Regions from separate parts of the Homo sapiens genome. Here region 1 is linked to region 2. Evidence: read pairs that join two places in POLR2A ChIA-PET (ENCODE). Cell type or tissue: PC-3. All regions are shown on one strand.

Region 1 (2,500 bases), 240 kb after region 2:
GAACTTAAAAATGACCTTCCTCTTCCCTTTTTCACTTGTTTCATTGAGGTAGTTAGCTGTGAAAAGTGTCAGTGATTGAACAGGATCTACTGGGCATGAAGCAAAGCAGGCTAAAAGCTAGGAGCCAGGAATATGAGCCATGTGAACTGTAACATGTGAGTGTGTTTCTGTCATGTCAGTCGTCCTCTGCAGTTAATCAATGTTATACCTCATGTCATTGCCCTGTAAGGATCTAGAAATGTCTTAGTCTAACATGAGGAGCATGGTTCAAGAGCAATACGGAAGACACCTAGGTTAGGCATTAACATGAGATCGTGAGTAGATAAGGAAACAAAATACTGAGCAACCCAGATTAATAGAGCTTTTTTATAGTAAGATCAGAAGATCATTAGGATTTTTAGAAGACAAATTTAGTGACAGGTTTAACAATAATGGCTGTAGAAAAAAATCAGAATATGGTCTTTCTGAATTAACTTTGAAGTAACACTGTGTCATGCAGCAGCATCTTTAGACCCAACACTATGGTGATAAACATTGTTGGTCAAGTTATGCTTGATTAGAAAGAAGAATAAAACAAGCAGAGGATGAAAAAACCTGGGGCACATGAAAATAAGATTCTTCTTAGTTTTTACTTTTTGTTGCCATGATATCCTCATACTTACAGCTAATAAGAATCTTAGTCCACATATATCTGCTCTCACAAGTTCAATAGAAGCCTTTCTTAAACTCATTTGAGCTTATTTCTTGCATGATCATCTATTAGTGTGTGACAAATACCTCAAAACTCAGTGACATACAGTAGTAGCATGTTTTGTATTGCTTACACATTTGCGTCAACTGGGATAGCTCTGCTCAATGTATTTCTCATTCTTCCGGCAGAAGCAGCTGTACAGAACATTTCATTCTTGTTCTGATGACAGAAAAGCAGGAGAGCATGTAATTTCAAGCCTATGTTTAAATAACACCACTAACTTCTCATTGATCAAATCAAGTCAAATACCCAAACCCAACATTGGTGGGACATGGAAACATTCTCTGCCCACAGTGGGAGGCAGGGGTACACAAATATTTGCTAAAAAAAAAATGAAAAAATGCAAACTATCATAGTCACTAAGCCAGTATATTCTAGCTACTTGAAATTACATAATTCAATTGAGTGCTGTGCAAACCAAGGAAATATAACAGGAAAGAGAGTTGCTTCATGAAAATTTAAATCAATATTTTGAGCTGACAGATCAAAGGCAAATAACCGAAAAAACAGATTCTGCTGAATAAGATATAGGTAACTTTGTTGTAAAATACTGGGGAGGGGGACAAGGATAAATAAATTTCTAAGTGATTCTGCCCTCAGATTGCTTTGCAATGTTCTTTAGCTTCTTACTCCATTAAAAAAAAAAAAAGCTAACATAAATGATGAGTTACTCTAAAATTATGTAGCACTCCAACTGGGAACTGTAGCCCTAGAACGGCATTGGCTGTACGTCAAATGGTATGTTTGTATTTGTGTGTTTGTTTAAATTTCAAATGCAGCATTTAAAGTACTCATGCATTATGATTCATGTTTTATATTAATTTGCTTTTTCAATTAATTAAAAATGACTAGCCTTGATCAAATCAGAGATAAGAACTCCTGATATCAAAAGTAGATTTAATTATTTAAAGAAAAAAATAGTAGAGTTCAGTATAAGTTTATACCTTTAGCTAATTACCAGATCTTCAGAAACTCACTTGACCCTTCTCTTGATGACAAGGTGGTTAAATCAGAATAATAGTTGTTAGTGAATACAAATTCCCAATGAGATCTGTAGCACTTTGATCATTATTCTGGGAACATTAAAAAAAGAAAAAAAGAAAAGTCTTTTCTACATGTCTTCTTTTACTAGATCACCTTCTAATCAGTGTGTTTCCACAAAGGCGCTGTTCAAAGAACTTAACAAAATCATGTCCAAGCTTAAGAGGCCCTCATTTAAACTCAAATATAAGACAAATGTTCAGCTGCCTGAGTCTCTTTTTGTCTAAATGTGATGGCATCATTGATACACTAGAGAACCTTAGCACTGGGAAAGCCACCCAGGAGAAAAGTATATGATTTATGCTTCAATTTGAATTTAAGCTTTCAATTTAAGCTTTAAATTTAAGAAAGTATGTTCCAGACATACTTTCTTGGCTTTTTAAATAATTTTTCCCATGTAACTATAAAACCAAAGGAAATGACTGGGACAAATCTCAATCAATTTAGAGGTTTATTTTGCCACAGTTGAGGACGTGCCTGGGAAAAAGGAACACAAAATCACAGGAACATCTGTGATCCATGCTTATTCCAAAGAGAGTTTGAAAACTTCAATGCTTAAAGGGGAAAAAGCTTTAAATAGGGGAAAGAGGGAAGAAAAGAGGCAGAATAAATAAAAGACTTGAAGCGGTTGCATTCCTCTGAGGCTTTTAATGGTGTTCACTGAATTCACATTTTACATGTGAAAAGAGTGGGTAGAGGAACAGTCAA
Region 2 (2,500 bases):
GAGGTAGATAATGTTAAATTAGTTTATGGGTACAATGAATACGTTATGGGTTCAATGAATACCCTGAAATCCTTGACTAGGCTACTATACAACCAATGCATGTAACAAAATTGCACATGTGCCCTATAAATTTGTACAAATAAAAAAATGCATAAGGTGTTTGTGAGAATAAAATAATGCACAAAAAGCACTTAGATGAAAGTACTCAGTGAATATAACTTATTATCATTTCTACCGTATTTCTACCATTGATTCTAAAATTTGGATAAATCTTAGTGCAGTGAGGAAGCATTAAATCTTATATTATTCATCAAGGTTCTTCAGAGAAACCATGTGTGTATTTGTGTGTGTGTGTACATATATGCATGGCTGTATGTGTATGCACATAAGAGCAATAAATTTATTTTAAGAAATTACTGTTTCTTCCTCAGGGTACTTCAGTCTTTTTCTCTTAAATACTTCAACCGATTGGGTAAAGTCCACCCATATTATGGAGGGTAATTAGCTTTACTGAAAGTCTATTGATTTAAATGTTAGTCACATCTAAAAACTATATCTTCACAGCAACGTCTACACTGGCGTATGGCCAAGGACTGGCTAATGCAGCCCAGCCAAGATGACACATAAAATAAACCATCACACCTAATTTGTGTGTGTGTGTGTGTGTGTGTGTGTGTGTGTGTTTAGTGGTTTTAGTATAGAAGAAATATGGTATTATTGAATCTGGATGCAACTATCTCCCTTTTTTGAAAAGTTCACTTTCCTGGGGCTATATTAAAGTGATATTGAAATGAAGATATTCTCTGACAACACTGGGTACATTTTTTAAATGTATTTTTTTAAGACAGACTAACAAAAACCCTAACAATTATTATGTAATGTGTGGGTTTTCTAATGAAAAAAATAGCAGAGATCACATCCTTAATAACTTGAGTGAGAGTCATTGTAAACAGAGATGATTCAATAGAGGTGCAGCTCAGAGGGTTCTGGTTGCTTCCAAGAATCAGAATCTGCCATAATTTCAGAAATACTGGGAAGCTTAATATGGAAGAAAATGATTCCCAAAGCTGCACATAAGTATTTGGGAAAAAGAATAAACCATCATTGGTTTTGGAAGGAGATGAATGGCTTTTTCAGAACAAGGTAACCAAGATTTCTTTGAAATGCATTAATTTAAAATGGAAAAAAATAAAACATTTGTCTTATTTTAATAACTTTTTTTCCCCCGAGAATATTGAGAATGAGAAAATGCCATTCCACAGATTTTAGATCTACTGAGACCAAGATTTTATCCGAAGTAATTGATTTGAGAGGTGATTCCAGGAAGCACCATTGGAGGAGTGAACAATTTCAGAAGAGCCTGTGAAGAATGAACTGATAAGCACATTACTACAATAGGCAGCCAGGGCTGAGCCTTGCTGTTGAAACTTTGGGAAATAGCATAGAATAGGTCTTAGAATTACAACAATTAATGTTTGTCAGTGATTGAGGAGTGCTTCTGATGGCACCAAACCCTGCCCTCCCAAATAGGCATTCTGGTTTGTGCAAGTGCTGTATGCACCTCAAAACTGAGAAAGCCTTCAGGCCATCATTTCTGGAATTGCTCATCTATGGTTATTGATGTGTATGAAAGTAACTAGAATCACCATAGCAAATTCTTTGCATACCAGACACACTCTGCCATAGTCTCCTTTTTTAGGAGTACTCTAATTAAGATAATTAGAGTCATCCTTGTTTTCTTACCAGTCTGCCAGCCTGAGGAATCTGCCAAAATAAAGTGGCAGCATATTCTTAGGTTTAATAAAACCTTTACTATGTTCCCTCATAGAAGCATCCCCACCCCCAACTTATCTCCCTGTGGGGACTAAAACTTCTCAGTCTGCAGAGGCTAAAGTTGTTAGAACAGAAAAAAATAAAATAAAACTTTTCCAAATAAATCACTGACAATGCTAGGGAGTGGTGCCTCTTAGATTCTCCTCCTTTATTTCCAGACCCATTTTGTTTGTAGCTATCTGGGACAATTAACTATATAATGGCCATTGGTTCAAAGTATGTTCCACAACTTGAAGGCATCATCCCAGATTTGCTCACGGGTCTTCCCCTAACTGGTACTTAAATTGTACCTTAAAAGTACCATTCCAGTTAGGCCATTAGCTTCTGAGGGTTGCAGTATTTGATAGGACCAGTAAATCTTACGGAGAAGTGCTCAGCACTTTGCCTTCCTGATTGTAAATTGTGCTTGGTCTAAGCATTTGAATGAGGAATCCCATGTTGGTATATCATTCTGTGAGTTCTTGGCTTAAAGTACTGGCCAAGACATAGTGAGCATGAAAGAAACACTCATAATTGAAGTGTATATTCAATTTCAGCTTATCGCTTTGTGCCATTGAATATTCACTTGATGACTTTTTCTAGCCAGTAGTACATGGCAGAAGAAACATTGTGCTAACACTGCCGCAGCTTGTTATTTGCCATTTGGCCAGGAATGTGAGTGAGGCTA

The links. Peaks named below come from ENCODE experiments on the same cell type or tissue, not always from the same donor. Only the 100,000 strongest peaks of a DNase experiment are listed, where the experiment ranks them.
Region 1: POLR2A ChIA-PET joins it to region 2 with 14 read pairs; 1 of 35 experiments calls an interaction of 5 or more read pairs at or near these places.

The regions. Positions count from the first base shown.
Region 1 is chr10:53,595,441-53,597,940 of GRCh38, forward strand. No RefSeq gene overlaps it. Among named protein-coding and RNA genes, the nearest start is that of LINC02672, 570 kb to the left of the region's middle. RefSeq lists an enhancer at 2,185-2,500. In PC-3, no CTCF peak of the experiment used is centred here; no DNase peak of the experiment used is centred here.
Region 2 is chr10:53,356,226-53,358,725 of GRCh38, forward strand. No RefSeq gene overlaps it. Among named protein-coding and RNA genes, the nearest start is that of LINC02672, 330 kb to the left of the region's middle. RefSeq lists enhancers at 1-137, 1,607-2,473, 2,474-2,500. In PC-3, no CTCF peak of the experiment used is centred here; DNase peaks (open chromatin) are centred at 596 and 946; H3K27ac peaks cover 390 bases.